Linked DNA regions of Mus musculus: region 2 is linked to region 1. The links are chromatin loops, found by intact Hi-C in ENCODE. Cell type or tissue: heart. All regions are shown on one strand. Each heading gives the region's core, and the rest is flanking DNA. Links, peaks and the distances in the headings are about the cores only. Region 1 overlaps Ubac2 (ubiquitin associated domain containing 2). Region 2 overlaps Ubac2 (ubiquitin associated domain containing 2).

Evidence for each region. Hi-C counts contacts between places; a loop is a spot of excess contacts. Peaks named below come from ENCODE experiments on the same cell type or tissue, not always from the same donor. Only the 100,000 strongest peaks of a DNase experiment are listed, where the experiment ranks them.
Region 2: it touches region 1 in a loop (2.4-fold over the local background); 4 of 42 quality-filtered maps call a loop at or near these places.

The regions. Positions count from the first base shown.
Region 1 is chr14:121,977,369-121,993,561 of GRCm38, reverse strand. Ubac2 (ubiquitin associated domain containing 2) reads right to left here. Exons shown (of 9, transcript NM_026861.2): 6 at 10,247-10,294. Among named protein-coding and RNA genes, the nearest start is that of Gm33473, 9.0 kb to the left of the region's middle. In heart, for the core only: no CTCF peak of the experiment used is centred there; a DNase peak (open chromatin) is centred at 7,901; H3K27ac peaks cover 752 bases.
Region 2 is chr14:121,922,343-121,938,535 of GRCm38, reverse strand. All of the region lies in intron 4 of Ubac2 (ubiquitin associated domain containing 2), which reads right to left. It overlaps Gm46485 (a long non-coding RNA gene), which reads right to left. Exons shown (of 2, transcript XR_001781471.2): 2 at 4,278-16,193. Among named protein-coding and RNA genes, the nearest start is that of Gpr18, 15 kb to the right of the region's middle. In heart, for the core only: no CTCF peak of the experiment used is centred there; a DNase peak (open chromatin) is centred at 6,725; H3K27ac peaks cover 1,485 bases.

The DNA.
Region 1 (16,193 bases), core at 5,752-9,751:
TTTCCCTAGATGTTTAGCTGTGTGTTACTATTAGTAAGCAATTAATACATCTGTAAAAATATTTTTCTTTTTACAAACAAATCTAATTTTTTTATCTTTAAAGCCATTTATATGGATAAAAAAAACCCCTCAATATTGCTTTCTGGATAAAAATGACCATGAATATTCTTCTAAATACATTTAAAAAAGACTTTGACTCTAACTTTTAGGATGGGAGTATTCACACTAGACAAAAGAGTTTAATGACCTTTTTAGTAGAACCAGAAAAGTATTCCATAATATTTATTTGTTTGTTCTTGCTGTTATACTGAGACGGGGTCATGTTATAAGTAGTCCAGGCTGGCCTGGAGCTTGCAATATTCCTGCCTCAGCCTGCTGAGTCCTGGGATTACATACGCACTACTGTTGGCACCGGGACATTCCAAACCTAGGAGTTAACAGTGCAACCTGTGACCTGCAGACCAGTTGCCAAGCCAACGACCACCATATCCCAGAACCCACTTGGCTCACCTCCCACCCTTACTTGTGTTACAGCATTCTCCATATAAACAGGGAGAACACATCCCTCTCGCTCTCTTCTCTCCTCTTCTCTCTCTGCCACTCCCTTGTCTCTCCCTCTCAATAAAACCTCTTCATGAGGAACTGCTTTGGCCTAGTGTGCTCCTTGGTGACCGGCTGTACTAACACATCAACTTCCATGCTGAGCTTCAGTGACTCAGGCAAGAGTATCTCAAGAACCTGCTCTGAGAACACTGTAGAGAACAAAGGAAGGAAACTGCACACACAGCAAGATTAGTACTTAGTGCACAGGAAAGACGGTGAACACATGAGACCATGCGACCGTCAGGCACGCTCTGTGAAGGAAGTCACAGTGACTTAGATGAAGACCTACTCGAGCCAGTAAGGACCCTATTTCAGGATGACAGGGTGCCAGGGAAGACTGAAGACAAAACATTCCAGCTGGAGAGAAGGTGCCATGGAGGATGGACAGACAGTGAGTGGGTGGAACACCAGTTCGGGGTCCAAGGGAACAGTTAGGGAGAGAGAGCACATAGACCAGTGTGCACGATTTAGGCTGAGAGAGTAGGTAGCACAGGGAGGCACATGAAGGAAGCCAAGGGCTTTGGGGTGAAGGTGAGCCCAGGCAATCTGGTGTCAGTGGAGCCTTAAGGAGAATGCCAGAGAGGAGCAGGCAGCAACGGCAAATGCAGCAGCTGAGAAGCAGTGAGGAAACATCCATGGATGGGGCCCATGGAGGCCTCTGACCCCAGGGCAATTTGGAGCAGAGTCAGGAGCAAAGGATAGAATGAAGCAGGCTCCAGAGGGCACAGTGAGGAACTTGAACTTGTGGTTTCAAGTCATTCCTGTGGCTCCACTAACAAAATAGTACAAAATAAGGGAGAAAATGAAACAGAGATTTCCAGGTGCAGTGAAACCAGAGAGCCTGTGTGAACCTGAACCTCACACAGTGGAGTGACAGCAGGATGTGCACACATCTGCAGATGTGCTCCTGAGACTCAGCTCAGAGCCCAGAGCCAGGGCTGTAGGAGGCAGCAGTGAGGTGGCTGATGACCCAGGTCTGAACCCCATGCCCCCAGTGCCCCATCTCCCATGAGGTGAAGGAAGATCCTGAGATGGAGAGCGAACATACAGGGAGCCTGGACAACACCATAGCCACACATCATAGAACCAGAGGAAGAGGCAAGGGTGTGGGGACAGTGGGATTACAGACAAAGAAACAGCAGTTGAGAGTTCTTCAGGGTGATCAAAATATAATATAAATAACATGAACTTAAAATATAATCCAAAGTTAGGTCAAAGGGTTAGCAGGTAAAGGTGCCTGCCCCTAAGACTGATAACTTGACTGTGGGTCTGAGAACTCACTCGAGGAAGGAAGGAACCCCAACTTGAGCACCCATTACCCCATCCCCACCCCCACAATAAACAAATGGTGAAAACTTGATTATACTAGTTTGCAAGAAATAAGAGGACGTCAATCTACTTGTAGATGCACTGAAGTGCACAAGAGGGAAATTCCTAAAGGCATCAGGCAGCCTGAAAGAGAACTTGACATACTATGAGCACATGCTTGGAATAAACCATTAGGAATAAACCCAGTTAAAACAGGAACCCTGAGAGGGAAAATGAAAAGCAGTGTAAGGGCCACACGCGCACGCACAGGCACACAGTTTACATGTGTGAGTATCTTGTTGCATGTATGTATGTACCCCATGTGTGTGTCTAGTACATCCTGAGGTCCTGAGACTGGAGTTATGGATGGCTGTGAACCACCCCACGTGGGTACTGGGAATCAAGGAATCAAACCTAGGTCCACTGCAAGACCAACAGGTGTTCTTAACCATGAACCCATCGTCTCCAGCCCTGCAAAATAAAAATAAACAAATAACAAGGTGTCTGCCAGTCCTCAGAGTCCTCGGGACTATCCAAGGGTTACATTTTTTAAGCACTGTGGTGGGAAAATGCTGCTGGGCAAGAATGAGGACGTGCTTTATGACGTCACCCTTGTCTGATCAACCCAGTGGTGAGCTGGCAAAGCCATCCCACAGTTGAGGGGCATGTGGGCAGGAGCTTGCATGGGAAAGAAGAGTTCACATGTCTCTAGATCCTCTGTATGACCCTGAGTTAAACACACCACACGGGCTGGCAATGTTTCAGTTCACAATGCATTAGAATCGATCAAGCTGTGAGTATCCTATACTTGATAATCACAGCAGCCCATTCCATGGAAAGATATGATACCAGTAAATACATTAAAACTTTGCCCAGTTGTTACCCAGGTCTCCACAGTATTACTTATGCTGTATTAATACTCCCAGTGTTTTGGAGTCAGGGGTTCACTAGGCCAAGGTGGTTTGAACTCACTATAGAATGACCTCGAAGTTCCGATCACCCTGCCTCTGTCTCTACCATAGTGCTAACACTACAGATGTGCACTACCAAGCCCAGTTTCTATGTGCTTCATGCATGCTAGCAACACTGTCAACTGAGTTTCATCCTCAGCCTGAGACAGGTTTTTCTTGAATGCCATGTTTTGTTGGAAAAAATATTTTAAAATTAGAGTATGAGCAGGGAAAGGAGTTGGGTTCTAGAGCACCAGCTGACATCCACAAAGCACTGGGTGGCTTTGGGTAAGAGTTGTCTTCCTGAGGACCTGAGTTCAACTCCCAGCACTGTCACAGGGCTGCTCAAAGCCACCTGGCAGCCCCACTCCAAAGGTTGACACCCTCATCAGGTCTCTGCGGGCAATTGTGCTCACATGTGCATGCACCGGAACACTAATGCACCCAAACACGCACACACACAATCTTAGAATCAAGGCCACATCCTAGGATCTGCATCGCTACAGACCAGAACTAACCAGGGTCAATGAGGTCTTCTGAGGTAGGAAGTCCAAACATCAAGGTGAGGTCCAGCAGCACAGATCACGGCTTAGATAGCAGATGACTAGATAAGGCAGAAGGGAGCACACACCCCACACTGCAGGGGCAGGCAGATCTAGGATGGAGCACTCAGCTAGGAGGCCAGGAGTCCTGTTTAGGAAACAGGACATGGGAGCAAACAACCAGATACACTTGGGTCCACATCTGTGGAATATCTAGGCCAAGAACCCAGGGTATGGCCCTACATTATAGCTGGAAGCCCCCATATGGTCACAATGGAAGGTATCTCTTCAAAAGTCTGAGAACATAAAACAGGAAATTGTTTCCTTTAAGGCCACTAAAAACATGACTATCAACTGCACACTTACAGGTTTTTCATACCATTAACCCTTTTAGGAAGGGAGTCAAAAAGTAAGGCTCAAGGGCAAATAAAGAATTTAATTTACTGGCTGGGAAACATCAGTACTCTGGGTTAGAGTTAACCTCACCTGCCCGCGGGTCACTCTTGGTGAGAGTTAACCTCACCTCCCCACTGGTCACTCTTGGTTAGAGTTAACCTCACCTATCCACTGGTCAATCTTGGTGAGAGTTAACCTCACCTGCCCTTTGGCTCTTCTTGGTTAAAAGTTAACCTCACCTGCCCACTGGTCCTGCTTACATCGGGCCTCAAACCTTGACAAGCAAAGGCAAGGAACCCTGACCTGGCAATGACACCCAGGTGCTGAGCCCTCTCTCCAGCCAACAGAGACTGTAAGAGACCCAGGAAAGCAGCATCCCAGGGTCCCTGTGGACTACAGTCCTACATTCAGGAACCTTACTGTTCAACAAGAACAACAGTTACAGAGGCTGCTTTCCCAGGAGAACGGAAGAGCATCTACAGAAGAGCATCTACACGACACAACAAGCCTAGGAACACACGTGTCCCTGCATCTGAGCTGCAGCACAAAAGCTCCGAGACAGCAGACCCACTGAAGACTCATTCCTTCATCCAAAATATGTCCCAACTACTCTTATGAACCAGATACTAGTATCTGGACTCTAGATACTAGAGCATGGTACGGAGGACTGCAGAAAACTGCCCCTGCCCTGATGGAGCCTCCTAGTCCCTGCATGCTATGAAGCCAATGAGAGCCAGTGAGACTGTGAAGTCAATGAGAGGTTCGTTGAGCACCCCAAGAATGTGTTTGTAAATCAGGGATCCTCAGAGTTATCTGTCATGTGACTAAGTTAAAAAAGATCACTGTTTTCATGACACACACAGTCATGTCACTGTCTTTCAGGTTCTCAGATTCCAGGTCCAGCAGACAAGATCTGCACGGGTCGATGGTAGTAGACACATGGAGGAGAGCATGTTTAAGGGTAGCCTGTGCTAAGCATGTGTTTCAGGCTAGTCTGGGTAACATAGTGAGATCCTGTTTCCAAAAAATAAAAAAAAATCTCTAAGATCAAAGCAGTAGCAGCATGTGTCCACTTGCCCCAGCCTCCCCATGACCTGCCTCCCTGTGTGACCTGCCTCCCTATGTGACCTGAACCTGCTGCCACTACCAAACAGATTAGGTGGTTTCTCTATGTAGGTTCAGGCATCTGGGGTCAGCTGGGATCAGCAGGATCAGGGTACAGAAAGCCCCCTGTGGGGGTTTCCTCAGAGCCTTTGGTGGTCCTGATTCTCCATGTGGACCTTTGAAGGCTAAGCAACCTTACAGATTTAGCCAGTCTTGATTTCTCTTAGGGCCTCCAAAGACCTGTTAAATACGGGAGTCTACACTTGATCTTAGCCAAAAGGCCGAGAAGCAATTAAATATGGGAGTCTAAATTCCCAAAGTTTAACTAAAGGCCTTGAGCAAGCCATGAGTTATTTGCCCTGCGACCCTGCACCCATTTGGTCAGTCTATAGGAGATATTTGTGGAAAAGATTACACAGGAAAAAGAGGGAAACTCGAAGAGCAGAAGAAGGCACACCCATGCAGGAGACCTACACAGCGCCAGTTATCGTCAAACAGGACATTATCGCCACAGGTCGTGGGTCAGTCCCAGAATTCACTCCCACTTCCACCCTGTGGTTTTAAGACAATAATTTATTATTGGTTTTGGTCCTCAAAGGTAAATTGCGTGAAGAAGAGACAGGAAAATCAGAGCCTGCAAAGACGACACCTGACTCCTTTGAGGCAGCTCCTCTTCTCTTGTTTCCTCTCCTTTGTTAAGTACACCAACTGAGAGCTACAATCTTGTACCATCTGAAGTGTTAGTTTGAAAAGCTTTGAAGAGCCTAACTGTCCACAGAAAACAACCCAAACTCGAACCACATTCATAGTTCGATATAATCTGGCTTCCATGTACATTTCTAGCCTACAGTGGGTAAGACAGATTCTTTTTCACACTAAGATTGTTTGATTGCAAGATAAAGTCTGCTGTGTTGTAGACAGCAAGTAACAAAGGCAGAAAACAGATACAGTGAGGAGCACACTGCCTCTCTCTCTCTCTCTCTCTCTCTCTCTCTCTCTCTCTCTCTCTCACACACACACACACACACACACAGAGCGAGTGGAGGCACTGGGTAATTTGCTCTTAAATAGCTTGGAAAAGAACTAATGATAAAGATTTGAACCATGGCTGAGTTGGAGCAGGGTTTTGGGAACCACAGCTCATCCTAGTGTGGATGACTCATTACTGTGATTCATGAAACTGCAGGAAATGCAGAAGTGCTGGGACAGAGACAGCCACAAAGCTCTCAGCAGAACCCCAAGAAGAACTTCAAGGCCAATGTGTAAGCAGCATTTGCTTTAGGAGAATAAAATATTAATGTGTAAGGAGACTGGGAGAATTATGAATATACACAATGGCCTCAATTTTTCAGTCTTCCACAAAAGTAATTCAGAAGATCTACAGCCAGAGGAGTTCACTAAAAATCTCCAAGCCCATGGAGCTGGAGCACAGGATGGTGGAAATGATCCGCAGCGCAAGCTAGCTGGCCAGAGTAGCCAAAGTGGCAAGACCTAGATGTAACTGAGAGACCCTGCCTCCATTTGTGATGAGAGCAATCTAGGAAGACGTCCAGCAGAAGCTTGGTCCTCCACACACATGTGTACCCTGACAAGTAAGCATAAACAAATTAAAAACACGAAGATGTGTACACACGTGACAATTTTAAATACCAAAGACAACTGAAATACCCCACGTATGCTAAGCCTCACTTGCATCCTTCATAGCAACTCTTATTTAAACAGAACTATGAAAGGAGGAAAGAACCAACACCAAACAACAACAAAACCCAGAAAAACAAAAACAAACAAAACCCAATGGAACAGGAGTAATCTCAAAGCAGGAGGCCCAGCCAAACCCCTCTGGGTGCAGGCATTCTCCTCATGGCCTACTGAATGGACCCAAACAACAGTTCTTCTCAGCTCCCCTTGGCTCCTGGTAAGCTAGCAATGCCTTTCCCTCCATCCACACCCATCACTGTGACCAGCCGACAGAGGGTGGTGCTCAGGTGGTAAGAGAGCATCCTGGTGTCAACCTGTCCTTCTAATCACTGGATATTCTAGGACTATGTATTCAGAAACATGGGTACTCATGTAAGAACAAACAACACAAAAGAGATAAAACTGTTAACACTAAAAAAAAAAAAAATAATAAAATAAAAAATCAATTTATAATGAACTAAACTCAAAGCAAAGTTAGCAGCTTTCCTGGAAAGTACAAGTGGTTTCTGGTTTCTAGGACTGCAAGTAACAAACACATTTACATTTTACACCAGCACTTCTCGACCTTTCTAATGCTGCAGTCCTCAATATAGTTCTTCATGCTGCAGGGACCTCCAACCGTAAAACCATTCCACTGCTGTGTTATGAATGGTAATTGTAATTACGGGATATGCAGGATATCTGGTCTGTGACCCTCAAACAGGGTTGTGACCCACAGGCTGAGAAGAACCGATGTTTCCACACATTTTCCTTCCTGGTGCTAAGACTAAAGACAGGACCAAAGCCGGACCTCATGCACGTCAGGCAAGCACTCTGTCACTGAGCTACATCCTCAGCCCTGCTCACTTGCCCTCAAAATAAAACAAACCACATACTAATTGCCAGAGCTAAATAAAATCATTTCCCAAACACAGTGTTTTTGATACATGATAGCTTCCAATGGTAAAAGTCTAAAAATATATCTACAATACAGCTAATAACTTGGTGTATGTGTGTGTGACCAACTCGTAAGGCCTGTTCTCCCTTTTCTTTCCATAATGTGAGACCTCAGATCACTGGGTTTGGCAGCAAGTACCTTATCTACCAAGCCACTGCGGTGACCCCAGTCATAGGTTTTGTATTATAAATTCACAACAACGAATACTATGTACACATTTCTTCCTGGTAGCATGAAATTTGTCTTTTGAAGTATTTTAGTTAGCATTAAAACCAAAAGGAAAAAGAAAAAGGAAGTTAGCTGATCTGTAGGGAAAAAGGAAGTCACATTGAGTAAGAGGCATCTGGACGGATGGTGGCTTTGTGACTGACATGGACCTCACAGATAGTGTCTGACAAGCCAGACATTCACATAAGCTACTGCTTTGTTTTGTTTGCTGGAGATGGGACCATACTCTGTAGCCTAGACTTGCTTTGAACTCACAATCTTCCTGTCTCTACTTCTTGAGTGCTGGGATGATATGTGTGAATCACCACATTCTGCTTATAAATTAAATACCCCTGTATAATCATCTTTACCTTTTCACCATATTATATATGACATATATCATAAGAGTGTGGGCTTTCTGGATAAAGCCAAAGAGAACACAGTAAGTCGGAAACGAGCACCACCATGTCTGGTATAGCTACAATCAGCACCCATATCAGTTATTTTATGTTAATTAACTAATTGGTGTGAGGGATTTTGCAAATGCCAGATATGAGCTCAACCATACATAGTTAGCTCATAGTCAGTCATCAGAAATAAACAGTGTATTATCTATAAGCTGGGGAAAAAAATATATATATATAATTTTGAGATAATTACTGTGAAAGAAAATTCAATTGGCTCATGAATGACTAATGATAGTGCATTCCTTAAAATGCCCAGTCATTTTGAAATTCTATTTTGAACACAGTGTGGGCTTTTTTATTCCTCTGGAAAAAAAATAATTTTATTTTAGAAATTCTTTGGTACCTATACCCTCTGATAAAATTCAGACTGGAAAGGACAGTGACTTCAGAACAAACACTTTAGAGTCCAGAAAGACCAACAGTTGAGAGACATAGCCTCCAACTCTAGAGCATTGGCGGTCGGTCACACAGCGAAACTCTGAGGTGACAGCGAGCACGTAATTTACCACCAGAAGTCTAACAGCAGAATAGTGAACATAAATAGGACATCTTACACAAATGCATCACAATGTGTTATTAAATAAAAGAAAAGCAAACCTTGCTTGATTAAAAGGTGGTTCTCGTGTTCCTGCATGCTTTAGAACATCACCACTTAGGGTGGAGTAGGCCTCGGATGGATAACACTGCCTAAGTGCAGAGCTCACTGCCAGGCGGTCAGTGGGGATGAGCCACACTAGGAAGAGGAGGGCTCGTGGCCTGGAGGCAAAACTGGTCCCAGAATGACTGGAAAGTACCATGGGTCTCAAGAGTAACAGATGGCAGCATGGGGCAGCTATGAGCTCCAGGAGAAACAGGGGTCAGAATAAAACCCAGTATCAAGGGTGGAGGGAGGGGAGAGGAAGGCAGGGGAGGAGAGAAGGAAGAGAGGAAGGGGGAAGAGAGAGGAGAGGAAAGGAGGGAGGGGAGAGGAACAGAGGAGAGGAGAGAGGAGACAGTGAGGGGTGGGGGGATGAGGAGGGTAGGAAGACCCAGCTGTCTCAGAGCTCTGCACCTTGTTATGGGGCTCCAGGGAAACAATGGAATAAGGAGAAGACAGTCTTTGTTCTTGATCCACAGAATCAAAATCTGGGGCTGAGGGAAATGAATGACTGTGTTCTCTCTAAAATGTCTTTAACTCGGGGTTTGAAAAGAGCCACGAGAGGGCTCAGGACAACTCAAGGTGGCCTAATCACTCCCTCAGAAAACAAAGGCGGCTGGTGCCAGAGTCTGCAGAGTGTGGCATAGTTACTTCTGAGTTCCCCTTTGACGTCGGGCATAGTCCTATAAATCTATTCTGTAATTTTCTTAGACCTTTTTTCAAGAAAGAGATTGAAACTATTTTCTATACACACTAGTCACAAATTAATTTTCATAAATTTATGGTTTACATTCAAGTCATGAAGCATCCAACTTGGCCACATGCTCTAAATTTCTTTCAAAATGTCTCCTAAAGTATAAGGAACTGCTGTGGACATAGGAGTGAGAAGGGAAATCCTGCACAGATAAGCGCTCTGGCATGCTCCCTTCCTCCCTCTCTGGCCACACACATACCTGACCTGCAAGTCTCCTCATCTTCCCCTGCTTCCCTCCCCAACAGTGCAGCTTACACAGTGGAGAGCGCAGAGCAGCTCCCCTGCTTAGCCCACCCAGCCTCCTCCTCCTCTGTCATCTCCCTCTTACTATGAGTTAGGCTACTAATGCCCTTTAAAACCAACTCTGGAAAAAACCTCATCTAAAAACCTTCATCAAAGTAACTTTTGGAAACTGAGACAACCCGGCCTCCTTTGACTTGACTTTGATTTTCTGTGTAGTTGTGCTATTTTAGTCACCAGGGAAGAAGTGTGGAGCTATGCCTGACCCGGGCAAAGGAAGGAGGAAGACGGGTGTGTATTACCCACAATCTATAAGCATGACATTTTTTTTTCTATTTTTCTTCCTTTCAAAAAATAAAGAGAGGAAATCAGGGGAAGGAAGTTTAAAAAAAATGACACTTACAAGTCCACTCATGGCTACAATCCAGATGTAGGACCCAGAGGTGAAAAGCTACAAAAGAAAACAAAGGCAACCGAAATGAATGAAGTGCACCGCCAGCCACAGCACTCACTGCACACACGCCATGTGACCCCACAGTTAGATATTAACCATGCACACCATAATTCAGGGAGGCAATTTAAAAGTGAAGGCAACTCTTTTTATTTAAAAGAAAATAAGACAGGACTCTGTTCATTAAACACTCCAGACTTTCTGTAGCTGATGACACAGGTGTGGGACCTGGCCCCTGCTGTGCAAAGGAAAGTACCTGGATCTCAGGCTTATTCTTATTTATCACCGTAGCTGACTTACTGAAAACATCACAGATAAATGCACTACTAATGCAGAATAGTCATTGTCCATTCTCAGTGCTAGGTAATGATCCACCATAGCTCTTCAGATAACCTCATTTTAATTTCTCATCATTGCTTTGTCTACACTTAGACGGGAGAACTTGCCAGCATCTAAGTCCACACCCAACAGTAAGTACCCTTCTTCAGTGGTGAGAACCCTCATTCTAGTTCACCCAAGACAAGAGTAAGTGGCAACACCAGGTCCTCTGTGTATATATTATGGCTGCCAGTTTAGTACTTTTATGGGACTCTGAGTGTGTGAATGAATAGGACTAATTCTTATGACTTCTCTTGGGGCTCTTTTCCCTCTGTTGCTTCGTTGTGGTGGTTTTGTTTTATTTAATATGTTTTGCTAAAAAAAATTAAACTTATTAAAATTGGGGAAAAAAAGAGTATGCTACTGGGAACAGTTTTAACTGATGCAGAGGTATGAAGGGCATTGGAATTAGACTTCATGAAATTTCTTGTATAGAGAGTATCTTGTGTGTTGTATGGATGCATCACCTGTCAATTAAAAAGCCCATGGCCTATAAGCTAGTCAGGAAATGGAAGGTGGGATGTTCAGGAGGCAGAAAGGATTCTGGGATAGAGCCAAATGTGGAAAAGATCCACCTGGGGAATATCTGAGGAGATAGACACATGGTACCTGAGCACAGGTAACCAGCCACACGGCAGAATGTAGGTTAAAATAAATGGGTTATTTTAGTTATGATCTAGTAAAAGAGCCTAGCTATATGGCTAAAGTATTTGTAAATATATTTTGAGTCTGAGTCTTATTTCTGGGAGCATGGGGTGAGGAGGAAAAACTGAACCCAACTTCTACAATTTCTTCTTTTGATTGACACATTTTTATCTGAGAGATGTGTGCTCAAGGTTCTTAAAAAAAAAAACAAACAAACCAAGAACAACAACAAAACAAAAATCACAAGGCACTCCAAGTGTCCCCATATGATTGAAATGTCCTGTGGCTTCTTGCTTAGTTTGGAAGGTTAGGTTGGGAGTTTCAGGATCATAGAGAAAGACACAGAAGACTGAAATAGCAAAGCTCAGATTCACTGCTAACAATGTGCTAGATAGAAACCTCATGGTTCTGTATATGTAATCCAGACACACAAAACACACACAGACATGGAGGGAAGGAAGCTGCAGACTTTGCTCCAGTGTTGACACAAAGGGAAGAAGCTGTGGCTGCTGCTGTCACTTAACCTTTGGTCTGGCATGGAAGCTAGGTCAGTGCACACCTGTACTGGGTTAGGCTGACGATGCTTATATTCTAATGCTAAGTACTGGCTCTCAAGATGTGGTTGCCCCACACAAGCAGATCCTCACATACACCAAGTGATGCTGCTATGTGAACCTTGCTCCCAATTTAACTGGTCAATAAAAGGCTAGAGCTTGTGATTGGGTTGTGGGGGGAGAAAGATGGGACTTGAGGATCGAGTGAGGGGAGATAGAGGGAGAAGAAGAAAGGAGAGGGAGGTGGAAGAGGCCATCGTGAGAGGAGATGGACCATGGCCAGGAGAAGCAGCAAGCAAGTGACAAGGGACCTTATAGCTGGGGAATCAGTCAGAATAGCTCCAAACCTGCCCAATTTAGACTTATGGCTTATATATAAAATACCTGGATTGAGTGTCTTTTATATCAGTTAGCTAGAATTATAAATTCATTTTACATTTGGTGTTAATATTGAAATTGAAGGAATGGTTGACACAGAGCAGACATCATTCTCTCCCCAAAATCTTGGCCTCCAGATTGGTCACTTCAAGAGGTAGATATTCAATTGCAAGGAATTGGAACGTTATCTGGGATAAAACAAAGTACCAGATGGCTGAAATGTACTGGGCCTGAAGGTCAGGAAAATTAAGGCCATGTGTGGCCAATATAGCTATAAACTTATGAGGAAGAGATCCGCTACAACAATGGAAAACAGATTAACATCACTCCAACTTTAGAGGCAAGACACAAAGTAGTTGATGCTCCTAATAAGAAATTTAATTAATTAAGAAATGTTATCAAAGTCAGTTGCAGACTGCCCATAAACAAGACAGAGCAGAGGCCGACACGTCAACTTTACACTGGGAGCCGACGCTGATAGAACGCCAACAGCCTTACCACTGAGGTGCTTGACTGACCACTTTTGGACTGAACAATGGTCTCTGACAAAAGAAGACTACTAGAACAGCTCATCCAGGAGCAGTTGGAGGCTCACCATACAGCCCTTAGAATTCTTCAATATTTGTCATTAAAAAGAAGTCTGGCAAATAGAGGATGCTGACATATCTCAGAGCAATTAATAAGATTATTCAGCCAATGGGTTCCTAGCAGCCTGCAATCCCATTGCCTTCCTTGTTGCCTAAGGAATGGCCTATCATAGTGATTGATCTGAAAGATTGCTTTTTCACAATTCCTCTACATGAACATGATAGGGAAAGGTTTGCTTTCTCTTTTACTAGAAGTTTTCTAATAAAGAAATACCATTGGAAAGTCCTACCACAGGGAATGTGAAACAGTTCTACCTAGTGCCAATTTTTTGTTGTACCTACAACAGCCACTGTAGATAATTCATAATCAATTTCCTTAATCAGTAATTTGTCATTATATGGAAGTTATCTTATTGGCTGATTTAGATACAGATACCTTGGAAAGACTGTTTGATGAAATAAAGAAAACCTTGCCTTGTTGGGGATTACAAATTGCCCCTGAGAAAATACAAAAGAGAAGATTCTATTAATTATCAAGGACATAAAAATAAGTCTACAAAAGGTTAGACCACAAAAGATACAAATCAGGAGAGACCAATCAAGGACTCTTAATAATTCCAAAAACTAAGAGGAGGTACTAACCAGCTGCAGCCTATAATTGCTTTGGCTATTCTAGAGCTAAGCAATTTATTTCAATTCTTACAAGAAGATAAAGATTTGGGCTGGAGAGATGGCTCAGTGGTTAAGAGCACGGACTGCTCTTCCAGAGGTCCTGAGTTCAGTTCCCAGCAACTACATGGTGGCTCACAACCATCTGTAATGGGATCTGATGCCCTCTTCTGGTGTGTCTGAAGAGAGCAATGGTGTACTCATATACATGAAAGAAAGAAATAAATCTTTTTTTAAAAATATAGATTTAAATACACTGGGAAAATTATCAGCTGAGGCTGAAAAGGAGTTGGCTCTGACAGAAAGAAAATTACAGGGTACACATCTAGATCATATTGATCCAAAGATGGCCTGCACTTTAGTTACCTTGCCTTCTACTCATTCCCCTACAGGAATTCTCAAGCAAAGGGAAGGTTATATCTTAGAATGGATATTTTTAACACATAAACAGAGGAAGAAATTAAAAACTTATATAGGTTTCTGAATAGATACTAAAGGAAAAAAATGAGACTTCGTCACTAGGTGACACAAATCCAGCTGAGACTGTGGCACCTTTTACCAAGGCTTCATTACTTACCGAGGGCTTCGTTATGGGTGCGAGATGAACACTGGCAAAGAGCTTGCAGTGATTTTTTTTTTAGGAAGAGATTTAACAACAAATACCCTAAAAGCAAGCAACTTCAGTTCACAAAAAGAGTTAATTGGATTCTCCCTCGTATAAAAAAAGGAACCCCAATTTCTGGAGCCCCTAACATTCCATACTGATGCCCACAAACAAGAAAAGGCAGGGTGCATCTCAGACAAGTGTAAGTAAGGTGGCTCAGTGTCCTGACTAACAAATCAGGATTAAATGCAATCCTTATGGTGCTATTGGATTCTCAAGAATCTCTTTACATAGTAATTGACTCTCAATATGCAAAAAGAGTTGTCTTGCATATAGAAACTGCTCAACTTATTCAGGATGATTCTGAATTTGATTCAATGTTTATTCAATTACAACAAGTGATCAGAAATAGGAATTATCCATTGTATATAACACACATCAGATCCCATACAGGTCTGCCAGGCCCTCTGGCACAAGTTAATAGTCAAATTGATCAGCTATTAATAGGAAGTGCATTAGGGGCTCAGAATTTCACTTTAAAAATACCATTATCAACAGCAAAAATTTAAAGAAAGACTTCTTTATCACCTGGCAAGAAGCCAAGAAGATTGTAAAGACATATCCTACTTGCTCATTATATACCCAAACTCCATTACCTGCAGGAAGTAACCCTAAGAGTACCCAAAGGAATAAAAATCAGCAAATGGATGTGTTTCATTCTAGAGTTTTGCAAACTAAATATGTACAGTGTATTATAGACACAGATTCAGGCTTTGTGAATGAGCGTCTACTTTAGCTTCTGAAAAGGCTGATTCTGTTTTTATTCATTTATTAGAAGTTATGGCCATTATAAGAACACCAAGACAAATTAGGACTGACAATGCTCCAGCATATGTCTTTAGTAACATGAAGTGATTTTGTTTTTACATATTATGATGTAAAACATACTGCAGGTAAAATCAATGGTGGAGAGATCCAACTGTACTTTAAAAGTACAAATAAAAAGGGTAATAAAGGCCTGCAGAGAGAGATTACATAGTACTTTATTAACTTTAAATTTTTTGAATGCTAATGATAACTGCTGATACTGATAGCTGCTAGAGATACTGGATTATGGAAAAGACTGCTGAACTAAACCAGCCTGTATACTTTAAAGATGCCCTACCCTCAGAATGGAAAACAGAAAATGTGTTGCACTGGTGGAGAGGTTATGCTTGTATTTATTTCCACAGGAAAAGAAAAGCTTTGGGTGCCTACAAATTGATAAAAACCAGATACGAGATGAGGAGACCTCCTGAAGAACTCGGCTACAGACAAGAAAAAAAAAAATCAAAAGGACCAACATAGATAATGTATATGCTGATCCCTTTAAATGAAGCAAGTCTGAAACTGCCTGGGTCATAAAAATGTCTCCAGCCATAACTTCGCTATGCATAGTCAATAAATCTTTGGCTACAAACGTCCTCGGGATTCATCCTGCCATCCTTTCATATGCTCAAAGAGGAGAAAACCGTCTTTAACTGATCGACACACACTGATCTACACACACTGTACATTCCACACATTATGTTAATACAGTAATATGTTCTATCTCTGAAAGCTTTATGTTCACAGGAAAAAAAGAAAAAGAAAAAGAAAAAAAAAAAAACAACACCAATCAGATCCACCCTCAGGGATGCTGAGATGCTGACAAGTGTCCTACCTGATCCTACCTCAGACTGATCAATGCTGTTTCATCTAAAAACCTGCCTCCAGGGCAACTCCCAAACAGCTAGCTCTTTAGGTCCAGCCTTGAAGGCTGATCCAGTCAGGACTTCACTTAAATCTGAACTTTCTCAGCATACAGAGACTGGACAACAAACGCTATTGCTGGCTTTCTTAAGACTTAACAGTTGTCTCATTTTCATTAGGTCCCCAAAAGAAAACTATGCCCCAAATCAGCAGGAAGCAATTTTAAGAAAGAAAACTCTGCCTGTTTCCCATGAGGTGGGGTAGAGGAATTTTGGCCATTCATTGGATGGGGGATGTGTCTCGTCATTTAAGGGAATGGTTACAAACAGTTATGGTCTTGGACAAGGGGGAAA
Region 2 (16,193 bases), core at 5,094-9,093, 54 kb after region 1:
AATAGCCTCCACCAAGCCTATTTCAGTCAACTGTTAGAATATCCTGTCTGATCAGAGGCTTCAACAGGCTTCACAGGCCGTGAGCTCCTCTAGGGTGGAACCAACTCTTCCCAAGGTTCTATTTACCTCATACTACACAGACCATGACCTGCCACTGAGCAGTCCCCTTGGGCATCATTTGGTAACACCTGGAAACCGTGCGGGGAAGCTAGGGGTGCTACAATGGACATCAAAGTATGATGATGTACACATGACTGTAATATCACCACTCAGGCTGAGGTAGGAGGAATTATGAGTTCACAGTTTATAAAGAGTTCCAGGCTAGCCTGGACTGCACAGCGAGAAATTATCCAAAAGAGCAAGAGATAAGGCCTCGATGTCAAAAGTGCCAACACTGAGGTGACTATAGTTTTATTTAACGATGTCACTGTCCTTTGTGTTGGAGTACAAAATCATGTTTCCCATAACCTTCTGGTGATCGCTCACAGAGCCTTTTAAACAGGATACATTAGATACCCTGGCAAGATGAAGTTTAAGTGTCTTACCACATAAACCAAGCCCCAAGGGAGAGTTAGTGAGTGAGGGCAGAGCACTGTGACGCTGAAGGCACCGTTAGCATCTCCAGGACTGGCTGTCCTTCCTTCCCTAACATTCTCCACTGCCAAGGGCACAAGCAGGACCGGCTCACTTGAAGCCTCTTCCCCTCCTGCCTCCTACCACTGTGCTGCTTCTCCCAGCAGCTCACAGGAAACAGCTCTGAGGTGCTGCGGAGCCTGGTTCCTCCATGAAGCCCCGCCTCCCTCCCGGGGTTACTCTGAGGATAGCTGGGTACATCCCAATGGCCAGGACAGGTGTGAGGGGAACAGTTCACATCTGACTCAAGGCCAAGGGTTAGATACAAGGTACCAGACTCGAAAACTCTGCATCAAAGCAAAAGTTTGAGAACTTTTTGCATGAGAAAGATATTCTATGAAAATGCAAATGAACGGATTCTGTGCTTCTAGGTATGGCCGGACAAATGATTTAAAAATAAAAACAAAACAAACAAAATATTTCCATCTTTTAAAGCTATGACTGACCCCAATTTTCTTTTCATGTGAGTCCAGGAACATGTGTGCACTCTCCTTCTGAGCTCCACGCCAGAAATCTAACTCAATTCTTGTACTCCTTTTATACCTAGCATCTCTTAGGCAATGATTCCTGCAAAAGAATCCGGGAACCAACTGGTAATCAGCAGATGGGGAGTTCCACAGTAGCTGCGTGCGTTGGGTATTAAGGACATTCTCACTGGTGCACGTCGAGGGACAGCAGAGACAACAAGATCCCCCTGGTGCATGCTGTGACCAAAGGAGGGCATCAGATCCCCCTGGAACAGGTTGTGACCCGTCCTGTGGACGTTAAAACTGAATACAGGTCCTTCAGAAGGACAACAAACATGCTCTTAACTGCTGAGCCATCTCTCCAGCCCTTTTGAAATCTAGTGTGGTGACAGTAGGAGGTGGGGCTTTTGGCAGGTTAGGTCTAGAGTTCGGTCTTACTAAATCAGTGTCCTTACAAAAGGCACTTAGATAAATGCTTCATCTCGCCTGCCATGGGAGGTCAAAGAGACAGACAGGAAACAGGCCTTCACACCGAACACCAAATAGGCTGGCCCCTTGATCCTGACCTTTCCAGCCGCTTGATGGTAAGAAATGAATTTGTATGTCAGTATCTTGATATAGGAGCCTGAGCAGAATACGGCACTGAGGCATCACAGGTAAAAGAGATTGGCATGGTCTCTCATTTTCACAAAGCATATATTCTACTCAACAGGCAGGTATCAAACAATTTCTCCCATATTACTTCATGAAATAACGATTTCATAGAAATCATTAGCAGTACTGAAAATAAAGGGGTCAGAAAAAAAAAAGAAAAAACAAACCACCAACCCACAAGCGCCTGTGACCCAGTTGAGGGTGACGGTGGAGATGGAGAAGCATCTCAGGATGTGACCTGGAAGCTCCTCCTGACTCTGCTGAATGGTGGCTACTTATCTCTCATACCTTTCGTTCTAAATAAAACAGAGAAAAGGAATTTCCTTTTGTCACTTTTGTTTTGTGCAATCACACTCAAATCTTTATTTACAAACTCTCTGAACAGCCTAACCAAACCAACAGGCAGCTCTAGGAGGGGGTGGGGAGGACTGGAAGCAGACAGATGTAGGCAACTGTAAAAGTCACTTTTGTTCACCTGATGCAATTGTTGTCTGAGACTTACTGCCTTCTGTCCGATAACCTAGGCCTGGTCCTGGAAGCTTCTAACCTCTGTACAATCTAATCTAGGCCTAGAATGTTTTCAACCTCTGAGACTTACTGCTGAATAAGCTCATCTTTTCTAATTCTGAACTCTGGCTGGCTAGTTCATCTCAGCTGTTCCTGCTCAAACTCCTCTCCACGCTGACTGATTCAATCTGGCTCCTCTCAGCTTCTAACTGAATTACTCTGCTTGGCCTCAAACTAAGTCTAGCAATCTATTTTGATCTTCTGGCTCCTCATTCTCTGGCTTTTTCCGTCTTCACCTGTGCCTAGCTTGTTCTCTCTTCAACCTGTCTCTCTGTAAAACTCTCCCAGTAAAACTGCTCTCTATCACTCCTTCTCTCCCTCTCTCTCTCAAATCACCTCTCTTTCCTCTCTGTTTTTATGAGAGTTGGACATATCCTATTGTGTCAAATCTTTCTCTGATTCGTCACTTTGTCTGCCACTCAACTGGACATGACTTTTAAACAGAGTTGCTTCTTTCTACAAACCAGCTTTACTTTCACTGTTTGGGATTAAACGTGGGTACTAAGGGTGTGTGTCTGCATTCCAGCCAGAGTTGCCATGTTGCTGGAGTAAAATCCCTCCACAGAATCCCACTAATTTTACTGGGTGAAGACCTAAAGTTAGACTACCAGCAATCATGTAAGAGTAGGCATGGCAGTCTGTAACGCCATAACTGGGTGTGGGAAGCGGAGACAGGAGGAGTCTGGGGGCTTGCTAGTTAGTCTACTGCAATAGTGAGCCCCAGATTCAGAGAGAGAGCCTGTCTGAAAAAACAAGGTGGGCAGCAACAGAGGAGGCTACCAAAGTGTGCAGGTGTGCGTGCATGTGCGTGTGTAAAGGGAAGGAGGAAACAGAACAGCATCAAATCCGAGGCCTTAGCTATGCTAGAACACTCATCTTCAACAACTGACTAGGAATAAAACCCTGAACATCTGTTGTCCCCATACTCAGACCATGCTCTGCATCTGAGTGACAGACAGGATGAGCCTTTAGGCCAGCCTCTCCTCTCACTTTACTGTGACTAGAAGGCCATGTGATTTGAAAGTCCACTCTTCTGGGGTAAAATTCCAACTCTGACAACTGGGTTATAGATTCCTATACTTTTTGTTTTGTTTTGTTTTTTGTTTTTGGGTCCAAGAATGGTTTTTTGCCAGTAAAACACCCAGGCTTATCAGATTAACAAAGATTCTTCTTAATAGAAATTAAAGGGGAGTCAACACATATTGGACCTACTAGGGTCTAGCTGGTCTAAGCAACATTTTAAGTAAACTAAGATGATCATTTCAAATGTGGAGGTCATGGTCACTCTATCTTGAGAAATCTCTCTTGTAAATGATCACCCTTCAAGCTATGATTATCTAGGTCAAGTTCACACCAGATAGATCAATACTTTAGAAAGTTAACTGTTGCTTTTTGTTAACTGTGCCCACAATACCCACTTCCCTTAAAAGTATTCCAACGGCTGATATTCAAACTGACCACAGATGAGGTAAGCAAAGCTCTCTGTGGCCTGTCGAGACAGCCTAATCCCCGACACTTTCAAGGCAGTTAACACCACCGCTTGATACCAACTCTGTCATCACAAGTAAACAGTCACAAAATTAAGAAAGGGATAGACGAAATATTGATGACTGATCCTTTTAAATATGTCCGATTGACCAGGCTGGTTTCCAAAACAGTTCTATGGGGTGAGTTCATTTCTTAACCGTCTGTGTTCTCTGTCCTCAAGCACTGGCTTTAAAACTGTGCGTCAGGCTGAGGTGAGGACTGTGAGAAACCTGACCTGCTCAAGACAACAGGGAAGGCCCAGCTGTGACCCTGGTGGTGAGGCAGATCTTGCTGAAACTGGGTGCTTTCACAAGTTAGCATCACGGTCCCTGAGTGTAGAGAAGGGGAGATGACTAGAACACAATTTGTGGAGAAATATGGCATATTCATTTGCTTCTCTGTTTGCTAAACAACATAACCAGAGGCAGCTGAGGAGGAAAGGATTTATTTGGCTTCTGCTGTCATGTCACAGACGTGAGGGAAGCCAGGGCGGGAACTGATGCAGCCTGCATGGAGGTACACTGCTTACTGACTTGCTCTCCAAGGCTTGCTCAACTTGTTTTATTCAGCCCCAGACCACCTGCCCAGGGGCAACACTGCTGAGGTGAGTGTCTCACAGGCCGACCTGATGGGAGCAGTCTTCCCCAGTGACTCCAGGTTGTGTAAAACAGACAGAAGCACATGAGGCATGAGTCTCCATGCCAGTGTGGCTAAGCAGGACTGCTGCTGAAGGAAGCTGTGTGAAGCACAAAGGACCCAGGACACAGGTTTGTGGAGGAAGACAGTGTCGGTGCCAGCACTGGGGCAGGATCCCAGCAACAGTGTCTCAGGCTCTCCTCCCTCCTGACTTTCTAGGAACCAGAGCGAGCAAGCGGACGGCTGCTGGCTGGACTGCAGCAGCAGTTCTATCCACAGCACCTCTGCAGCCACCTTGTTTATCTTTCTTACTGGAAGAGGAAGAGGAAGAGGAAAGGTTTCTTGGCGACCCTTTGAGACACAACCTGAGAACCAGACAATTATACCTCTCCCTAGAGGAGCTAAGACCTGCCCACTCAGGTAGTCTCCGCTTAGATCACAGCCTACCCCTTTAATTTGGATCCTCTGTGAGAAGCTGTTCTGAGCTGCGGTTTTACAGCTCTAATTCATGGTCCTAAGCAGTCCCTGGCTCCTGTTCTCGTAAGCAGGCTACACCTGTCTAAATCACACCATGCAAAAGAACGTGTAAAAGTCAGACCTTCCCCATTTGGGGGGTGGGGGCAGAGGGAGGGATATTCTCTCGAGACGCTCTTCCCCCAGACCCCCATGCACCCCTCACAGCAGCTTTCTCTCTTCACCCTTCCTGTGACCTGCATCCCTCAACAAACCTCTGCTCCAGACTCAAAGGGAAAACACTTTCCCTTGAGGAAATGCTTTCCCACCTGAAGGTCCAGCCATGATTCCCAAGCCCTGTCTCCTAGTAACCCTCACTCCTGAAGGGCTACTTAAGTGTGTGCTCCTTCCCACCAAACAGCGCTCGCTCTGCCCATTCCTCTCTTTAACGCTGACTTCCCTACTCTCCCTCTTCTGAGGGCGTCTCTCTTAAGCCTCATGGAAGCCTGTATTAAAATATCTTTAACAAAAATGTCAGCCATAACTCACTGTGTAAACTGGTCCTGGGATTCTTTTCAGCCTCCAAGCCATGAATCCTGTTTTGTTCTGAGCAGAGGCTCTACAAGTCCAAGGGGGCTCCTGAGCCTGATGAAGGCAGCAGCACGGAACTGAACCTCTGTCCTCTCATCACTGACAAAATGACCTTGAATAAAAATTCTGAGTACTTTGGAAGTAATCTTGTCAATGGAGAGAAAACTGATTTTACAATTGCCAGTGTTCTTAACCACAGTGGAAAACAATACAGCCAGGTAAGAAGAAGCCTTGCACTCACGGCCTTATCTGTCCGTTTCCCCCAACTCTCGAGAATGACATGGAGAGGGCTTCTCGAAAGGCACACACAACGACAAAGAGCCGCGAATAATAAAATTTTCCTGACTGGAAATCAGTAACTGGTCTTGCAGCAATGAAAACAGTTCAAGTGGACAACTGCACACCTCCCTCCAGCTATCAGAGTATTGAAATAATGTACCCCAAAGAACTACAAATCCCCAGGAACCTCATGCCAGGAGGATAAGGCAGCCGTGCCAGCCAGAGAAAGAACTTGTCTGCCAGGAAGATGGTTACACGGTGCTGACAACCTGCTACATGTCCTTGCAGGAGCCTGAAGCCCAGAGAGTGGTGCTGGGTGTGACAGCAGTGTGCAAGACTGCTCTCCGACATCAGTCTCCTGCCTCGGATTAAGCCTAAAGCTCAGTGCAATACCCAGACTGCCTTGTTCCTAGTTATTCCTCCCCCTAAAGCAGCACACTGGACTAATCTCCCTCTGCAGCTTTTCCCCAATACCTGTTTAATTGCTAAGGAGGAGAGGGCATACTGGGTATTAGGGCTTAGACACTAACAACTACAGTAACCATAGTGTCAATTCACGACTGAGACTCAAGCCTGTGAGAATAACAGCAGACCAGTTTTGCTGAGCTGGAAAAGCTCCTAGATTAACACTCAAACTACCCAGAGGCCCTGCAGGACCAGTGTCTTCTGGGACCATAAGAGGCAGCCAGAAACGAGAGATGGCTCTCATCTCTCTGCCTACTGACAGACTGTGGTGGAATAAGCAAATTCTTTTTAGTCTTTGTGCCATGTTCCTAGCAGAGAGCTCCTAAGCCCCTGGGATTTCCTTTGTGTAAGAAGTGGCTTCTCCCACACAGTCTGCCCCTTTCCACAGCTTCTGAATTGTGCTGCCAGGGTCCTTAGGGCAGAACCCTAGACAGCCTCAGAGGGAGCCAGAAAGACCAAGACAGTAGAGGGTGGGAACTTCCCTCCACCCATGTCCAGGAAGGGGTGGGAGGAGCTGGGGATCCTCCTGCATCACAGGTGCATGATCCACACCCAGATTTGCATGTGGCGCTTACAAAGCAAGCACTTTCCCAGTGGACCCATTTCTCCATCCCTGTCACTCCACTTTCTAACTAGATCTTAAATATGAACAGCCGAAGGCTCCGGTTATGCAAAACCCCTAATATCAAAATCAGAAAACAGCAAGTAGAAAGAATTCAAAAGAAACAAATTCTACAAAGCAATGAAATCTTGGGGGGAAACTGGAAGTTATTCCTCAGTGTTACAGGAAGATAAATCACCATGGCTATGAAACAAAAAACAAGACACCAAGAAAAATGTACAGTTGGGTAGTTAAAAGAGAGCTAGTTACAGTTAACACTGAGACAGCCAAAATATTTACTTAAATAAACAACAAGCCAACAGCAGAAGAGCTCAGTCTCTTGGTCAGTAAAAAAATGTGGACTACAATTATGGTACGTGGTGTGTCCCTTAGCCCGACAATGAGTAAAACGAAAAGGACTCTGACACTCTTGGAGGTGAGCTACCCTGTCAAAAGGATACTCCTACAACTCCAAGAAGAGGAACCAAGGCTTCCTACCCACAGCCACAAGAGTGAGTCACTCTGGAAAATGAGTCTTCAGGTAACTCTAGTCCCTGCTGACAGGAACAGGATCAATACTTTGCTCTGAAATTCCTGACCAACAAAAGATATGGCAGCAATCTTCAACAGCTAAGCACGATACCCTTCAACTCAGATTCCAACTCCAGACATCACCAAACAGAAGCATGTGTCTGTCCACAGCACAAGAGGTACAGGGGGCCATAGAAACTGGAGGAGTGTGGTGTCTTGACTTGCCACAATACTACACTACTAACGACGAGACTGACTAGAGCTACATTGGGCACCAAGGAAACAGCTAAACAAAGGACAGAAACAAACCAGACACAGCCTGTGCTTCACTATGTGTGGCTCAAACTGACAAACTAAACTGGGGTATTAAGTCAGGATCGTGTTGAAGAAGTAGCAACTGGGGGGGCAGCAAAAACGGGGCTTTCCAGGGGCAGGTGAGGCTTTACCTTGTCACACAGAAGGTGCTGAGTGAGGAAGACAGCTCTACTTTGAACCATATATTAAAAATTCAAAATAGAGCATAAACCCAAATGGCAAACCTAAAATAAAATTTCTAGAAGAAACCTACATAGGTCAGAGATTTCTCAAATACGCACAACATAGGAAGATTTTTCCAAAGAGTACACAGCATAGGCTATTTATAAACTGGTAGATTTTATTTCATTAGAGTATTTAACTACACTCTTCAAAGGTCACTATTATAAAAATCAACAGAGATAAACTTGGGGAAGTATCTGCTAAATGCACACCTAAAGAACTGGTATGAGAATACAAAGAACTCTCAAAGAACTCTTATAATAATAAGAAAGTCACAAATCTAAGTACAGGTGCACGGAGAGACTTGAAAATACACGAACAGCAGCTGAGCACATAAAAAGCAGCCAATGCCAGGCCTGATGGCACACGCCTTTAATCCCAGCACCTAGAAGACAGAGGCAGGTGGATTTCTGTACCTAGTCTACAAAGCAAGTCCAGGACAGCCAGCTAGACTACACAGGGAAACCCTCTCTAGTGGTTGGGGTCGGAGGAGCAGCTCAATACAGCACTGGATTAGGGAGATATAAATTAAAACATGGACACAACAAATACAGCATTATAATGTGTGTGTGTGTGTATGTGCGTGTGTGTGTGTGTAGATATCTGTATCTATATATCTGTATATCCATATATACTGATAGATAGATAGATAGATAGATAGATTGGTTTTTTTTTTTTACATAGATATGATCCACGGACTGAAGAGATGGCTCAGTGGTTAAGACCACTGGCTGCTCTTTCAGAGAACCTGGGTTCTGTTCTCAGTATCCACACAGTGGCTCACAACTGTCTACAACTCTAGTTCCAGAGGACATGATGCCCTCTTCTGGCCTCCACACGTGTGCTTGAATAACTGCAATGCACAGAACACGGAGATGGGCCCCTCCTCACCCTGGAGCAGTTCTAAAAACTGATTAGAACTCACTTTTCAAAGACCAATTCACCATAAAACATTAGCACATCTTCTAGGTTGTTTTCTCAGTTAAAGCACGCAGTGGAATAAAAATCACTTTCATGAATCAACTTCCTGTTCCTTATTTTTATCCTTCCTTAGAACTCACGTGCACATTTGCACCGCCAGCCATCAAGTCCCCCAACGCGTAGTTTCCTACTTCCTTCCTCTGAGCTCTGAGAATATTTACTTATTGTTGACAACTACACCATTTGTCGAAGGAATGACAAGATAAGGACTGAGCTTCCACCTTATCTGCACTCAATACTAGCCACAGACACGACATGGGAAGACAACTGCTAAAGCGTGTGCTGTAGGGTAGTGGCATTCATATCCACTACATAGTAGGACTACTTTCCTATCAACATTTACCCAACAATTCTGATAAAAATACGGTTTGTGGCTCACACAAAACAGTTATTCAACAGGATCACTAAATCCCCTTACAAAAAAAGAACAACCCGCCTTCCCCTTTCCTTAACTTTCAGATATCGGTAAGAATTCTTCCTTAAGTTCCGTATTAGAGCCAGGCTGCCCTGCATGACAACTTGCTACACAGTTAAATGTGATGTTTGGAGCTCAGGAATAGGCTCAGTGGGTAACAGTGCTAGATGCACAAACAACAGGACCAGAATTCAAATCTCCAGCCGTCACGTACAAGCTGGGGGTGGCTCTGCATACCCATCACCCAGCACTGTGCAAAACAGACAGGAGGACCTCTGGGTCCTGATGGCTGCCAGTTTACATGCAGGTTCTGTGAAAGACTCTGTCACAAGGGAATGAGGTGGGGATTCACACACAAAAAGTGTTCCTATGGTTTGAAATACGCTTTACTGTACTGTTTAGGAAAAAATAAATGCGAGTAGATAATAGTAATTCGTAACTCTCACTTGGGCCTAGGAGCTTCAGAGACAGGAAGACAACTGTCAAAGCTGGTTCTGGATGCTCCCAGCCACCCTCTTACCAGTTTTACTGAAAGAATATGTTATCACTTAGTAACATTTCAGCTCTTTTAATAACACTCAAGCCTCATTTAATAACAATTTTAAGTAGAATTACAGGTTTTACCAAGTTCCAATACCGCCATCTAGTGGCTCCAGGTGTGACTACAGGCAGAGCTTAAAAACTGCCACTTTAGGTTACTAATTTATCACTAATATGCAAACTTACACCATCTAATAAACCTAGGTAAGAATATCTAGGTGTTTATTCAAATTCAGTGAACTTCTGACATCTGACTTCAAGAGTATTTTAAACGCATATCTTTATCAACTCATTTTTTTTCTTTCTTTTTTTTTTTCTATTTCTTTTTTGTTTTCTTCTTTTCTGTTTGTTTTTTGAGACAGGGTTTCTGTGTTGCCTTGGCTGTCCTGGGACCAGCTCACTGCACCAGGTTAGCCTCAAACTCATGGAGATCCGCCTGCCCCTGCCCCTGCCCCTGCCCCTGCCCCCACCTCTGCCTCCCATGTGCTAGGATTAAAGGCCTGTGCCACCATGCCTGGCCTTGCAACTCACCTCTTAATGTCAGGATTCTCTCACTCTGTTCATATTTATCAAGGTTTTCTACAAGTGTGTACTTTTCAAATTTTAAAAATCATCTTTGCTCACAGGAAAGGAATCAATCCCCCCGATGACACAGAAATATTGTCTCCGGCTTTTTGCAGGTAGTCTATTAACTAATGGAGGCCCCTACATTGCAGTGAGTGCCGCACGTTCTGCTGGACTGTGGTGGGCTTCCTGGGAACAGCCCAGCCTCACTGGGCTCTGGTGAGTGAGTCTCTCACTCTTTAGGCCTATTCGTGAATCCAGATGTAAAGCAAGTACAGAGCTAGGACTGTCAGGGGCAAAGGGGTTCACTCAGCTTCACACTAATGCTGGACACTCTGAGGTCATGCCTGCCCTCTGCTTCTATTCTGAGCCAGACTTAGCCCTGCCCAGGGCAAATACTCCATGGGTACTGAGTGCTGCGGCTACTCAGTATGCCCAGGCTAAAGCAGTGTCCCGGGTTACACACATGTGCCACTGTGGGGAGCGGGTGTGGCGGTAGTGCCAAGATGGCGCCAGGACAGCAGCCAAGTCTTATGACTTGCACCTGACTTCCTCATACACCTGAAAATAAGCCACATCCATCATGAGAGCTGCGCAGGTGCACCATGATGCAAGATCAGGCCATTTGACGAAGGCCAATGAACTGAGATTACACGGACTGGGCTGATGGGACGTGGTTGAGGGGTTATATAAGGGATTGTGATTGGGGGCTAGGAGAGATTCCTGCTTGCATGTTGAAAGGTTCCTGAATAAACTGCTTTGAGAAGAACGCTGTGTCGTCGCTCTTTTCTGCTGGTTGGGGACAGAAGCGACATGCCACCATGCCACCTCCCTATCATAGCAGCCACCTAGGCTAGCCCTCCCCATCCTCCATTCTTAATTGTTCTTTCACAGGGCACCCTTCAAGAGCTGAGAACAGTTCTCTGGTCCCAGCTCCTCCCCCGCTCCAGATGATCACGCCTGTCTGCTATTTCTCTGGCTGGGAACACATCCTCATCCTGTTCTTTATGTTCAGAACAAAGCCTGCTGCCCTGTAATCGTGACCAACAGCCACACAGCAGTGGTAACTGGCAACTACACCATGATGCCACTTCACAAAATGCCAACAACCAGTCAAGCGCCCAACCAAGCTCCCCAGGCCCGAGAGGAAAGCCACTGGATGCTGTTTTTGTGTCCTGCTTTTCATGTATTTGTGACAGAACCTAGAATTCCACCTTGCAGGCGTACTGATGTTATTGCTACCACTGCTCCTCTGAGGAGCCAGTTTCACTGCTGTATCCAACATGCTGCAGCCTTAGAAAACACAAGCTGCCAACTATCGTCACACTTCCCAGCCTTCCTACGACTACTGATGGGCTGAAGAGATGGGCTAGCTGGTTAAAGTGGAGATCTGAGTTCTGATTCCCAGCACTGGCAGGAAAAACCTGGTGGCCGTGGTAGAGTGTTTGTCTATTATCCCAGTGCTGGGGAGACAGAAACAGGAGGGCCTGGGCCTGGCTTGGCTTGGCAGCCAGTCTGCCTAAGGTACAGATACAGAGAGACATCATCTCAAACATAAATGTAGATAAGGAGGAGGAAGACTGCTGATGTCAACCTCTGTCCTCTACACGGGATTCTGTATTAATTGCTGATAAAAGTGACTAGGACAGAACGTGGAAATTAATGTCATGGACAAGTAAATATTCTCACTTTTGTATTACAAAATAACAAAAGCACATGACTCCAAGAGCATAAGACAGCAGCACTGGCTAGAGAGATGCTCAGTGGTTAACTGACTGCTCTTCCAGAAGAAGGGAAGGTCTCTTGTCTGCTCAATATGCTGGTTCATGTGACATCATCAGGAAAGGCCCTGAAGGGACCCTTTACCTCTTACACACAAAATTAAAGCCTTTAAATTCATCTTTATCGGGGGGATAAGACAAATGGACAGGCCTAATGATACAGAAAACAGTTTCATCAGACATAGCCCTCTACCATCGACAGGAGTGCCCTGTGGGGTGAGAAAGCACTCAGCTGAGAAGGGCTGCCATCAGGGTATACAGAAAAACTACACTAACAAACCAACAACTGGGCTACATGACAGGCACAGCACTTTAGCAGACAACGCTACATCGCTGAAAAGACTCGTGTGCATCTACAACAAGCACATGAAAAGCTGTTTACCTAATCACTAGAAAATAAACCCATCTGGAACCCCCACTTCCCTATGCACTGGGATGACAGCTATGGAGAGGGAAAAGGGCCAGACAGACTCCTCTGTGGCTAAGGACCACTTTCCCAGGGGTCCCAGTTCACTGATGGCGCACAGAGGCTCACAATCATCTGTAGTTCCAGTCCCGGAGCACCCAATGCCCTCTTCTGATCGCCACAGGCACCAAGTATACATGTGGTATAAAGACATATATGCAGGCAAAACACCCATACACAGGAAGGGAGGGAGGGAGGGAAGGGAGGGAAGGGAGGGAAGGGAGGGAGGAAGGAAGGACAGAACAAGTGCCAGCAAGGCCTCAGAATCTAGAATCCCCATGTGCTATTGGCAGGGATATATACAGTTTAACTGCTATAGAAACAGTGATTCTTCACATAAAAGAAAAAAGAAATTTACCCCTCACTTCTGAGTTTATACTGAGAAGAACTGAAAGCAGATGCCAAGGGGTGTGTGTCTCTGCACCTATGTTCATAGCAACACCGTCCACAAAAGCCAAGAGGAGGAGTAACCAGGCGTCTGATGACAGAATGGGCAAACACAGCGTGTGTGTTTACAATGGAATAGTATGTAGATTATATGTTCTTACATATTACATCATGAATGGGGCCCAAGGACTGTGCTAGGCGAAATGAACCGTTACAAAAGTCCGATGCTGGGCCTGAGAGACAACACAAAAGGAACAGTGTTGACTGCACGAGTGGGACCTGAGCTCAGCAACTCAGGACACAAAAGCTGGATGCTGCAGCTCTCATGTGTAATCCCAGCATACTACAGTGAGATGGGAGGTGGAGACAGGAGAAGTTCCAGATACCCAGGAGCCAGCTGGCCTGGCATACACAGCCGTGAACAGGAGAACTGAGGCTGTCCTCTGACCCACAAACACTCACTGTGGAATGTGTGGAGATTTCAAAAAGACAAATGTTCCACGATTCTACTTTTGAGGCAGAGCAGTCTGACCCCAGAAGACAGAGAGCAGACTGCAGGGACCTGGGGTCTGGGTTAATAAGAAATCACTCGGTGGGCACTGAGCTTCAGTTTGGGAAAACAAAGCTGATTCTGCAGACTGGGCATGTAACCATGTTGAACTGTCCATTCAAATTGAGTAAGATTTGGGGTAGGAAAGGGAAAACAGGAAAGCTGAGAAAGCTGGGGGACATTAAGCAAAACTAAGGATGTATGAAACACTAACACTTTGTAAACTAATTTAAAAATATAATTTTTAAAAAGAGTTTGAACACTGAACCCTAGACGGTGGGCAGGCAATGCTTCTCTTAAGAGACAAGAGTTGTGAAGTGAAAGTCTCAGTGCTGGGCATGGGGTACTTCCTTCTAAGTTGTTGGTTAGGAGATCCTAGCGGCCCTCCAGCAGAGGCTACTGACACTCCTCTTGGTGGCCCACTCCTACTAGATGGTAAGATCCTGTTGCTGAAGGCACAGCACACTTTGAAGACAGAAATCAAGCTGAAACTGACCTAAAAACCTGCTCCCATGGGCCATCTCTCATAGCTCCAGAAGGTGCTACACATGCCACTGGGGTGGGGGTGGGGCATCAATTGATAGTACCTAGCAGGAATCCCTGGATGCTAAAATACTGCCTGCCAGGCAAATTCTGCAGCAGCAGGGCGAGGGCTATGGGGTGACCACTTTCTGATTGGATTCAAGACCCGCTACAGGAAGGAATCTGTGTCTCATACTGTGTTACCTGTCAAAAGCCCATGGCTCAGACGGTTATAGGCCCTGTGGAAGTCTTAATGACAATGTCCCTATTGGCTCATATGTTTGAATACCTGGTCCCCAGTTGGTGGAACTGTTAGGATTAGGAGGTGTGGCCTGTTGAAGGAGGTCTGTCACCAGGCCTTAAGGTTTCAAAAGACTTGCCCTATTCCCAGTGTCTGCCTGCCTTGTGGTTGTGTCTCAAGATGTGAACTCCTGCCACAGCACCATGGCTGCTGCCATGCTCCCTGCCATGATGCTCACGGACTCTAACCCTGTAAGTTGCCTTGGTCGTGGTATCTTATGGCAGCAATAGAAAAGAAACTAACACAGGCCCTAAGGGAGAGCCTACTGCTGTTTTAGTAAATGTACGTGCTATCGTGCTGCCCTCTAAACAGTTACATATGGGCCAAGAGATCAGCATCAGCCCTGCTCTCAGCCCTGGCCAGGGAAGCGCTGTCTTCACAGCTGCAGTGAGCACAGACTAGGAACTGGTCACAGTGCTGAGTGCCCTGACTTAGCGCTATCTGTACCTGTGGGTGTAACTGCCCACAAGGCTCAGGGAATGTAAGGGGGTGGGGGGTGGGGGGTGGAAATGATGGGAAACAGTCTTCAGGACACAGCATGGCCATCACACTCACGAATTCTCCACAGCTATGCGTACCTGCACAAGGCTGAGCCAGGCTGCACTAACTGGACTGAGTTGGGGGAGGGAAAACATGAAGGAAGGGGGAGGAGGAGATGCTGTTGGGAGGTAGATCATGGATACACTGTATCATGGATAAAATTGTCTAGATAGATAGGCAGACAGACAGACAGACAGACAGATAGTATATTTTAAAAAGATGATGATTTTTGTTTATATGCATATATATTTTGAAAAATATGACCTATTAGTTCTATCACTAGCCCAGTCATACAAAGGAAATCTGTTTCCTAAAATAAACAGGATGCTTCTGATGAGGGAAGAAATAGTCTATAAGCCAAAACGTCTTAGAAGACTAAAGGGCTTGTTATCACAGGGTACTACTTAATATAGAAGCAATCTTAAGTGAATGCTAAAGCATTTGCATAACCTACCACTTATTTTTTTTAATTTTTTATTCCAATGTTAACAAGATTTCAAATCAGGTTAAGGCCAATAGTTCAGGTGCCACTGATCACCTGTGTGTTACAATAGAAGCAGAGGACCTATCAAAGCAGCTCGACAGCGTCCAATCACCAAAAAGGAAACGAGAGTGGATGAGGAATTGGAACCACTCCATGTGTGACTAACTGCACACCGCAGCTAACTCCTCTGGAAACAACAGAGTCTCTCATCCCAAACCCTCTCAGTCCCTTTAAGGCAAGCCTGACAACCTATTTCTTGTTATATCCTGCTCTCACTTGATGTCCTTAAGGTGACATCAAGAGAGGCATCCATTTTTGAGCCACTGCATAACTTTAGAAAAACATATCCCTAGCTGAATCACTAGGTCCATTTACCGAGGGCCTCCAGTGGGAAGCACTATGCTGGACACAGAATCATTTGAGAGTGGCAGTTCTTCATTAACAAAACGAGAAGAAAAAAGGAAGTGGAAAAACAGCCAAGGGTCTGTAAATACATAACTGTGAGAGATGCCACAGGCAACTCCTGCTATTAATTCTAAAGCCTATGATTGCAGACCCCCCCAAAAAAGTGTGACATTAAGTGCTAGAAAAATAAATCACATACCACAGGCAAGAACAATGCCTTACCATGCAAAGAAATGCTACAGCAATATGCCCTGGTCTCCAGTTCAGAACTTTCCAGCCCCTGCAGCCTGTGGTGGCGGGGGTAGTAGGAGGAGAG